Regions from separate parts of the Mus musculus genome. Here region 1 is linked to region 2. A link is a loop called in an ENCODE intact Hi-C map of the cell type or tissue named here. Cell type or tissue: gastrocnemius. All regions are shown on one strand. Links, peaks and the distances in the headings refer to the core of each region. The heading gives the core; the rest is flanking DNA.

The links. A loop is a pair of places that touch in the nucleus more often than their neighbours do. Peaks named below come from ENCODE experiments on the same cell type or tissue, not always from the same donor. Only the 100,000 strongest peaks of a DNase experiment are listed, where the experiment ranks them.
Region 1: it touches region 2 in a loop (4-fold over the local background); 24 of 42 quality-filtered maps call a loop at or near these places.

What each region holds. Positions count from the first base shown.
Region 1 is chr14:20,873,707-20,879,191 of GRCm38, reverse strand. No RefSeq gene overlaps it. Among named protein-coding and RNA genes, the nearest start is that of Gm30212, 12 kb to the left of the region's middle. In gastrocnemius, for the core only: no CTCF peak of the experiment used is centred there; no DNase peak of the experiment used is centred there; H3K27ac peaks cover 84 bases.
Region 2 is chr14:20,763,246-20,768,730 of GRCm38, reverse strand. Camk2g (calcium/calmodulin-dependent protein kinase II gamma) reads left to right here. Exons shown (of 21, transcript NM_001360186.1): 6 at 2,506-2,578; 7 at 2,717-2,819; 8 at 3,252-3,335; 9 at 3,776-3,870; 10 at 4,463-4,585. Among named protein-coding and RNA genes, the nearest start is that of Camk2g, 28 kb to the left of the region's middle. In gastrocnemius, for the core only: no CTCF peak of the experiment used is centred there; a DNase peak (open chromatin) is centred at 2,615; H3K4me3 peaks cover 1,003 bases; H3K27ac peaks cover 3,982 bases.

The DNA.
Region 1 (5,485 bases), core at 505-4,504, 110 kb before region 2:
GGTGGGGGAGTCACACCTCAGGAGCTTGAGGGAGCTGCTCATATTGCATCCATGTCGGGAAGCAGAGAATAATAAATGGATATGTTCATTTCACTTTCTCCCCTTCATACAATCTGGGATTCCAGCCCAGAAAAGAGCTCCACCTGCCTTGGGTAGATCTTCCTCCCGCAGTTCTGATGATTCCACACAAGTGCGGCCAGAAATCCCTCACTCGGGTGAGTCTTGGTCTCACCAAGCTGACAGTTGAGATTAACCATCACAGTGGCACATGCCTATTTCCTGAAAGGCCATGGCAAGAGGATTGTGAGTTTAAGAGCAGCCTGAGATACACAAAAAGAGCCAGTCTCAACTACTCCCCCCCCCAAAAAAAACCCCAAAGCAAACAAATAAAACAAACAAATAAAAATCAAAACAAACAAAACAAGAAATACTAAAGATCAAGAAAAAAAGGAAAAAGCCAGGCATAGTGCTACATGCCTTTAGTCCAGCACTTGAGAGGTTGAAGCAGAAAGGCAATTCTAAGTTTAAGGCTAGCCTGGTCAACATTATTTTAAGATAGCCAGGGCTATAGAGTGAGATCCTGTAGAAGAAGAAAAGGAGGAAGGGGGAGGAAGAGGAGGAAGAAGAGGAAGAGGGGGAAGAAGAGGAGGAAGAGGAGGAGGAAAATCAAGACACTTTTTATAGTCCATTTTGAATATTCAAATATATACATAGAAACAGGCTAATAATGCTTGCCAGCCAACAATTGCACATGCCTTCCCCTGAACACTTGGAAGTTGACTTTTTCACCCACACAGTCTTTGTGCTACCTTAAAATGCCCTAAAGAGGCACGGAGAATTTGTGATGGTGTTTGTGGTGCTTTGAAATATGGATCCAAATGTTTCATAGCCACCGCTTACTCTAATCGCTAAGAGGCACTTCAGAAGACCTGCCAGTAACTGTCTGTGTGAGATTTTTTTGTTTGGTTGGTTTTTGTTTTTTGAGACAGGGTTTCTCTGTGTAGCCCTGGCTGTCCTGGAACTCACTTTGTAGACCAGGCTGGCCTTGAACTCAGAAATGTGAGATTTTTAATACTTGTATTTATTTATTCGAGAGGTGGCATGCTATGGAACATGTTTTGGGGTCAGAGAAAAACTTAGAGGAGTTGTTTCTTTCTTTGGCCCTTGTGTCCTGGGGATCCAAGTCACATCATCAGGCCTGGCAGCAAGGACCTTTACCCGCTGAGCCATTTTGCCATCTCCAATGTGAAACTTTTGTGTGCTAATTTTGTTTCTTGTTGTGTTTTTTGGTTTTTTTTTTTTTTTTTGAGGGGGTGGGGTTTTTTTTGGTTTTTTGTTTTGTTTTGTTTTTTGGTTTTTTTTGACACAGGGTTTCTCTGTATAGTTCTGGCTGTCCTGGAACTCACTTTGTAGATCAAGCTGGACTCGAACTCAGAAATCCACCTGCCTCTGCCTCTGCCTCTGCCTCTGCCTCTGCCTCTGCCTCTGCCTCTGCCTCTGCCTCTGCCTCTGCCTCTGCCTCTGCCTCTGCCTCTGCCTCTGCCTCTGCCTCTGCCTCTGCCTCTGCCTCTGCCTCTGCCTCCCATTGGGTTCTTTTTTTGTGGGGAGGGTGTTGTGGTTTATGTAGCCCTGGCTGTCATGAACCTTACTCTGTAGATCAAGTTGGTCTTGAATTTACAGAGGTTACCTGCTCCTGCCTCTCAAGTGGCGGGATCAAAGGTGTACACCACCATACCCACCTTCTGTGAGATTTTTGAGGGCAGTTTTTCTCCTGTGCTACAGAGACGCAAAGTTTCCTTCCTTCTTCCTTTCTTTCCTTCGTTTTGTTTTGTTTTGTTTTGTTTTGTTTTGTCTTCTTTCTTAAAATAAAGTCTCTCTATGTAGCCCATGCTGGCCGGAAAGACAGAGATTCACGTCTCTGCCTCTCAAGTACTGGGATTAAAGCACAAAGATAAATTTCTTTAGCTCATGGTAACATCATGCCCATCGTTAGTAGGTATCACTCCTGGTTTCCTGGTTTGTGACCTTGCTTATCCTTCTCCCTAACCCATAAGATATGTACATATATAATGTGTAAATCCTTTGGGTATATAGGCACTCCAAAAAAAAAAAAGCCATAGTACAGTTTAATGAATAGATATGACTTTAGCCTCTGTAACTAGTATTATACCATAGCTGACTGCTATATGAAACTGCTGTGTGTGTGTGTGTGTGTGTGTGTGTGTGTGTGTGTGTGTATTCAGACACTTTACTTTTCTGCTTCTCCGGTGAACACCAACCTGTTTCCATATCTACCCCTCTGATGAATACGCTTGCTCATGTGCCGTGTATGAGATTGCTGGCTCGTTAGGCATATGTATGTTTAAATTCATGAAATATAGTCAGATGGCATCCAGAATAGCTTTACAAGCCTTCACTGACACTCCTGGTTCCTTTTCCCTCACATCCTTGCCACACTCGGTGGATTACCTGTCACGTCTTACTTTGCTGTGACCCTATCGGTACAAAGTGATAATAACTTGTTTTCATTATTATTGTCGTTGCTTTGTGCTGGGAATTAAGCCCTTGGACTCACATACAGTAATCATGTATTCTTCTATTGTGTAAGACCTCATAACTTAATTTACATTGCTTAAAGTGCTCTAAGATTGAGCATCCATTGAAGTGGAAATTTCTGGTTTCTTTAACAACTCAGTTGTGGCATGTGATGTTCTTCAGGAAGCTGTCTTGTGAGAGGGCATGCACGCGCCACAACTGAGTTATTAAAGAAACCAGAGATCTCCATTTCAGTCCATCTTTCCATGTTTGTCAGCTACTCTCATCACTTAAGTTTTTAATCCTTTCTTTTCTGCTTGAGGTAGAGTCTCTTGTACCCTAGGGTGGACTCGGTTTACTGGTAGATGAAGATGATCTTGGCTTTCTAATCCTTTTGCCTCGACTTCCCCATTCTGGGATTACAGAGGCGTGGGAGTCAGACTCAGGGCTTCCCGAACACTAGGCAAGCACTCTGTTAACTGAGCTCCATCTCTCGTCCCGTTGTCAGCCGTTTGGATTTCTAATTTTAATTTACTACTATATTTGTTGCTCAATTTTAATCAGATTTCTGGTCCTTTTCTTCAATGTGCAGGAATTCGTTGAACATTCAAGATATTAATCCTAAGATAATGCAAGGTATACTATAATATATTGCATATAATAATATATTAATTCTAAGAAAATATAATAAGATAAGATATTGCAAATATCTTATCCCAAATGCACGTCATGTGATTGTTACAAAACTCCAGAGAGTAAGTGTATGTGGTGGCACACACCTTAGTCCCAGGACTCAGGAATCAGAGGTAGGTGATCTATGTGAGTTCAAGACCATCCTGGTCTACAAAGCAAGTTCCTGGACAGACAGAGCAACACAGAGAAACCCTGTCTCAAAAAAACAAACAAAAACAAAAACAAAAACAAAAACCATCCAGAGAGGGGTACTTCGTGGGAGGAGTGGTGCTCATGGTGTGGCACAGATATCTGATGGGATTTTTGGAGATGCTGCAAAGATTTTTTTTTAAGATTTATTTATTTACTATATATAAGTACACTGTAGCTGTCTTCAGACACACCAGAAGAAGGCGCCAGATCTCATTACAGATGGTTGTGAGCCACCATGTGGTTGCTGGGATTTGAACTCAGGACCTCTGGAAAAGCAGTCAGTGTTCTTAACCGCTGAGCCATCTCTCCAGCCCAAGATTTATTTTTTTTAAAGATGTGTGGTTTTGTCCTATAATGAATTAAGCTATATATTTGATTTAAGTCCTCTTCTGCATATTGGGAGATAGTTCAGTCATTGGCATGCCTGTTGTACAAGCAGGAGGACCTGCTCTCCAGTTAGACAAAAGACCAGGCCTAGTGATGAGCATTTGGAATCCCAATGCTGAGTAGACAGAGACAGGAAGATCCTGGAAACTCACTGGGTAGCCAGTCTACCTCAGTCAGGAAGTCTCAGGCTCCAATGGGAGACTGTCTCAGAGGTGATGCTGAGGAGTGATACTGAAGTTGGACTGTGGCCTCTGCACACACCTTCACATACCTTCACACACCTGCACACACACACACACACACACACACACACACACACACACACACACACATACACCAGTATTCAGGATCTATAGCATGTATTAACCAATTCACCCTATATTGATAGAATGCTTGCCCAGAATTCATTCGGTCTTAAGTTTGTTCCCTAGTGCCTCAGGAACAATTTTCTACTACTTATCTGATAATGAGTCCGAATTTATTTTTCAAATAAATCCACTTTGTTCATCAGTCAAAGCGGACCTAATTCTTAGACATACACTGCTTCCTAAAGATACTTTTGTTTGCTTATTTATTTATTTGTTTGTTCGTTTGTTTATTTATTTATTGCCGCTCTGCCTTTTCTCTTTCTTATCCATCAATAAAGTGGCCACACTCCTATTGGATCCAAAACCAAGCAAGGGCTTGTGGCATCAATCCTCTAGGGATAATTTAGGCACATGGGCAGAGGAAGGTATGCTTTCAGGAGCTTTGCAATTTGTTTCATGGACCTTAGAGGTTAGTTCTGCCACCATTGCTGACAGGCTCAGAGCAACACTAAGGAAGAAGGAATGAAAGAAGGGAGGGAGGGAAGGAGAGAGGGAGGGAGGAAGGGAGGCAGAGTAGGCAAACAAGACTAGCAAGTTGGTATCCACGTTATTCCCAAACTGGGTAACCTTAAGGTCCCAGAGCTTCACACACTAGTGCTCTTTGACTGTATAAAACTAAACCGTGTTTAGGACTCTGCAAGCTCTAGACTAGAAAAAGAACTGCTTGTTGCGCAGTTTAGAGCTTCCATTTTCAATAATGAAAGGAATTGTAATGTTGGAGGAGGTTGGGGTGAAGGGCAAAGCAAGCTGTGCCAGTACAAACTGTTTTGCTTGTAATGACTAAAACTTCTGCCTTGGTGATATCAGCCTTCAAAGACCTATCTCTTTCCCCAATAACTTGATACCAGCTTCGGTCAAAGCACCCGCCACAGCAGCTGCACTAAGCCACGGGCTCCCTGTGTTATTTTTATCTCAGAAGCTCACTGGGACTCACTTGCTCACCAATATGTTGAGGAGAAGGACTGGGAGGCCTAAATCCTATTGTGTACCCCACAGAGATAACCCCCACATTCGCAGTGAAGACGTACTTTTACTAAACGGCTAAGACCCCTGCACCCTCCAAACAATGTTGTTTATTTACTAAAAGGCAAGAGAGCTCAGCCTTGGCCAGGTGGCCTCAGCAAGAATTCCTCCTCCCCTCCTCCTGAGAATTCACAACCCATCTCACTGCACGGAGGAGGATGGCTGTTCTGCTCCTGGATGCCAGGTACTTCACAGTCATCAGAAGGAGTCAGGAAGCAGAAGGGAAAGAAATGAATCTTGAATTTCTAACAGTAAAGCATTTCTCTCAATAGTCTGGACCCTCATTG
Region 2 (5,485 bases), core at 441-4,440:
GGGGTGGGAGGACTGTACCAGTGGGCTTGGCCTGGCTCTGCTGGGACACTTCACACTTTTGCCATTTTTGGCCAGAAGGCTCTCCCTGCTAGCCGGGCTCTGTTCTAATTATACATTTCTGTGGAGACTCGCCTCTGAAGCTCAGTCTTAAAGTTCCTTTGGCAAACTATTGGGTTCTCTGCTGTAGGAGGCCCTGAGCCTCAGTGTCCAAGTCTGATGACATCCATTGACCCTTTGACTCTCATAGGACCCCCAGTACCAGATTTCAGAGAAACAAACTGTAAGTGCAGGCTCCGTAGGCTGGCACACCTGGATCTTCTGCAGGTCTGCCCTGCACACCTGGTGGAGGCTGCTGACTGGGCACGTACCCACGTACCAGTGTTCTTCAGCCTCAGTTGGCACAGATAATTTTTTTGTTACAAAGGTCTCTCCTATGTACGAAGAGAACTTAGACGCATATCAGTCAGCAGAGTCCCCCCGTTCCAAGTTGTGCCAACCACAGTTATTTCCAGACATTGCCAGATGTCTCGTGAAGGGCACACTCACCCTCCGAGTGAGTGGAAACTGCTCTGGAGTACTCACACCTGCCACCAGGAGTCTACCTATAGGACTAGCAGGAGCGTTTGCAAGGTGAACAGTCTGCTTTCATAAACAGGACCAACATGTGGTTCTGAGCTAGGTTGGCTTTTTTCTGTACAAAAGCATCAGAAACGCTATGTAGACATCCTATTTAAGGGCCCTCTTAAACATAATCTTTCTGGAAGGAATCTATGGGCTTCTCTTACCTCCCTACTAGTTGAGAAACTTTAGAGCAGTTAATATCTTAGGTAGTACAAGAAAGAAAACACTGTTAAGAGTCACACAGTAAATGTTTGAACAAGTGAAGGCTGTGCCCACCAGCTGTCTTCCCAAGATACGGCATAAGCCCCTCCTCTATGAAAAAGTGCGCTGGGCGGTGGTGGTGCACACCTTTAATCTCAGCACTCGGGAGGCAGAGGCAGGTGGATTTCTGCGTTCGAGGCCAGCCTGGTCTACAGAGTGAGTTCCAAGACAGCCAGGCCTACACAGAGAAACCCTGTCTCGAAAAAAAAAACCAAAAAACAAAACAAAACAAAAAATGTCTGCTTCTGAGGAAAGAGGAGGAAAGGGTTAGAGGTTCTCGCCTTCCTTAGGAATATTCAGCATCTTTCCATTCCTAGAAAACAAATTCCAGTCCTTGCCTTAAGGCTTTGTCACCCTAGAAAGCCCACATAACTTTACCTCATTTTCCATCCCTGTGGAGAGTCTTGATGAGGAGGGAAGAGAGCTCTTAGCTGAGTGTCACACATCTATAATCCCAGTGGTCCTGAAGCTGAGGCAGGAGGATCATGAATTCAAGGCCAGCCTGGGTCACAAAAGGTTACAGGCCAGCTTATGCTACATAGCAGGAAGACTTCAAAACAGGAAAAGGAAAGGAAGGAAGGGAGGAAGGAAGGAAGAAAAAGGAACCTTTATATACTGTTGGTATTGTAATTAGTATAGCCATTTTTGGAAAACAGTATGGATGTTTCTCAGAAAAACTAAAAATAGAAGTACCATATGATCCAGCAATCCCACTACTGGGTAAATACCCAATGAAATTAAAATCAGGATGTTAAATGTCTGTACACCCACGTTCATTGCAGCATTATTCACAATAACCAAGATATGGAAACAACCTGAATGTCCATTAGCAGATGAATGGATTAAAAAAAGAGTAGTGTATACTACTGAGCCTTAAAAAGGCCGGGAAATTCTATCACTTATGACAGGATAGGTGAGCCTGGATGACGTTATGTTCAGTGAGACAAGCCAGGCACAGGAAGACAAATACCACATGATCTTACTTACATGTGGAATCTAAAAAGGATGCCCTCGTGAGGGAAAGAGGAATAGTGGTTAGCAGAAGCCAGAGTAGGTGGGTGTAGGTGAGGAAAGAGAGGTGGTGGTCAGATAGGGGGATGGATTCCTGCATTGTAGTTAAGCACAGCAGGTGATTCGAGTTAGTAATGTTGGTGGTTTGGTTTGGTTTGGTTTGGTTTGGTTTGGTTTGGTTTAGCTTTTTCAAGACCAGGTTTCTTTATGTAGCCCTGGCTGTTCTGGAACTCACTCTGTAAACCAGGCTGGCCTCGAACTCAGAAATCCGCCTGCCTTTGTCTCCTGAGTGCTGGGATTAAAGGTGTGCGCCACCTACACCTGGCAAGGTTTTAAAACGTACAAAAAAAAAAAAGGATTTTTAATGTTCTCACTAGAAAGAATAAGCATTTGAGGTGAGGTATATGGTGATGTGCTTGTAGCAGAATCTCCCATTGTCCCTCAGAAGTCAGTAGTTATTTTTCAATTAAAAAATAAAAGCAAAATAGGTTGAGCTAGATAACATTTAAAGCCCAGGGTTCTAGCTTGTATTTCGGTGAGTGTAGTCCGCACAGGCAGTCGTCGGTGAGGTGGTTTAGCCCTGCACTGACATCGCTTGTGCTGTCCTTTCAGCCACTGTATACATCAGATCCTGGAGAGTGTTAACCACATCCACCAGCATGACATCGTCCACCGGGATCTGAAGGTACTCAACCGGGCTGACTACTTGTGACTCGTTGGCGCCCCCTGGTGCTAGATAGTGGCGCTGTGAGCCCAAAGTAGGCTCCCTTTGGGCTCCAGGGTGGATGCCTCCCTCATAAGGTTCTCTTTGTTCCTTCTGCAGCCTGAGAACTTGCTGCTGGCGAGTAAATGCAAGGGTGCTGCGGTCAAGCTAGCTGATTTTGGCCTGGCCATCGAAGTACAGGGAGAGCAGCAGGCTTGGTTTGGTAAGGGTGACCCTGTCTTCCGAGAATGCAGCCTCCACCCTTCCTCCTTTTCCTGGTCTGCCTTCCTCTTTCAGAACTAGAAGTCAGGCCTTTAATGGTCCTGGCCTTTTCAGAAAGTGGAGGAGGGTGCCCCCCCAGGTCCCTCCTCGCCCTCATGACTCATTACAGTGGGTCTGGCTGCTGTCAGCACTGCATTCTTATTGCCTCTGGGGAGGTGTTTGAGTTCCTGGTAGGCACAAGTACTTGCCCTCTGATTTAGATTCCAGGCACTGCACGTAGCCCAGCCTGTCATCTTTTGCGGCCTCGGTACTGAGTCAAAGCTTATATAGTAAAAGCAACCAGCATTAGGAGGGCTTTGGAGGGAATTACAGATGTGGCCTTACTGGGAGAGAAAGCGGGTTCAGTTTGGCTCTGCCCTCTCTTCTGCTACAGGTTTTGCCGGCACCCCAGGTTACTTGTCCCCTGAGGTCTTGAGGAAAGATCCCTATGGAAAACCTGTGGACATCTGGGCCTGCGGTAAGCCCATTCCATACCCTCGGCTCTTTGGTGTTCTGGGCCCTTGGCTTCCTGTGATGACAAGAAAAAGAGGCATTACACCCATCCCTTCTGGGTTCCACGGTGCCTGCTGTATGTGAAATCATGGTGTTGTTTGTTCTCCTTCCCTTGGGAGAGCTGTTCCTGTCATGCTTACTTCCCAAGTGACTTCCTGTATTATATTGTATCCTTCTTGGAGAAGGGCTCGTCCACACCTTAGAGGATAGACTAAAGAAGTCTCTGACATGGCTTGGTGCCGTAAGGAGTGAGGCACAACAGGAGGGATGGCATTATCTACTGGCGTCCACCTTTAACTCTGGCCCAGCCTTGCCCTTCTGGGTGGTTCTGAGCCCTGCATGGCCTTTCTTGGTTCCTCAGGGGTAGGTGAGTGACCCCAGTGACCTGTGTGTTCTGTCTCGCAGGGGTCATCCTGTATATCCTCCTGGTGGGCTACCCTCCCTTCTGGGATGAGGATCAGCACAAGCTGTATCAGCAGATCAAAGCTGGAGCCTACGATGTAAGGATGGGGTTCTGAGAGCTGAGCAGTCACTCCTGGAAGGACAGAGTCCCTGCCCCTAAGGGTCTGTCCAAGGGAGTAGTGATATTGTCACTTGATAACAGGGCATCAGGGGACTTTGAGGACCCAAGGATGGGCATACAGGACTCAATTCTTGCCACCTTATATACAGGGAACAGGTTTTGTTTTTTTTTTTTAAATGCTCCTGTTAGCTATAAAATTAAGGAACTCAATGAAGCTCTTTGGTCTGTTTCCACAAAGAATGGGGAAACTACGTGGCATGTTATATTACAGAGGGAGAATTTTAGAGGCTTCTCCACTGTTTTGGAACCTTGGGCACATTGCAAAACCTGTTTTCTCCTTAGTAAAAAGAGAAAGGTGAAGCAGAAAATGTCAGTTCCCTTCCTTCACCGACATGATACATGGACACCCTTACACTTATCATTCTGTCTTCTTTGAGTTGGCACAGCATACCCACTCTTGGGTACCACAAAGTATCTCAGTTGTAAGAGCTGGAATGAAGTCGGGTTACATTTCAGGGTAGAAGGCTCACAAATTTCCTGTCTCCCTTTTCCCTGTTCCCGCTCCTCAGTTCCCATCACCAGAATGGGACACAGTCACTCCTGAAGCTAAGAACTTGATCAACCAGATGCTGACCATAAACCCTGCAAAGCGCATCACGGCCGACCAGGCTCTCAAGCACCCATGGGTCTGTGTAAGTGTCTTTTCCCAGGCCTTGGAGATTGGGTGTGGCAGCCCTGGGGCACTCCTTGAACTTCTCTAAGGAGGATTCAGGAGGAGGGCTGGGGAGGTGTGAGTGGAGGCCAGGGTCAGGAAATGTCATCAGGGGGACTTGGGAGTTAAAAAGTGCTCATAGGTCTTCACTTGTCTCTCGCGCTTGTTGTGAGGCTGTGGTTTGGGTCTGTTGCTGGATTGGAAGAGGTAGTTAATGGTGGAAAACAGCTGATACCCCAGTGTGGAGTCCCAAGCTTGGGGTATATGTGGGCCTCAACTCTGACAAGGACCCAGTGAATGAACAAAGGCGGGAGGCTCTTGAAGCTCAGCATGAGGCCGGCTCTCAGCTGAGTGCTGAGGAGCCCCTCCTAGGCCCTCAGTGCAGGCTGATACACTGTTTCCATCCGTGGTTCTATCAAGCTGAAACAGCTAACCCAGACAAAGGAAAGGGCTGGTATAGTATAGCATCTTGAACAATGATAAGTTTTTCATTTCCCATGCTTATTGAATGTCCTTTTGTGCTGGTCACCAGACAGTTCCTGAAGATGAACAGGACCATGGTCTTTGCCCCAAAGATTTGGGAAAACAGGCATTCAAACCAGCAACCATGCCTGTAATCTGACAAACACACATCCAGGAGTGTCTGCTGCCCTTGATAGGGTCACAGAAGGTTTTGTGGAGAAGACGATCTATCCAGGTGTTACTCTATAGACAGAGGTTAATATGGAGAGAGTGAGAGGTCACAGGAGAACGTCACCTGCAAGGAATGTTAGTAGTTGCTTTACCATGACCAGGATTGCAAAAGAATGAGGGGGAAAAAAATTGCATGACACAGTGGTGCACACCTTTAATCCCAGCACTTAGGAGGCAGATCTCTGAG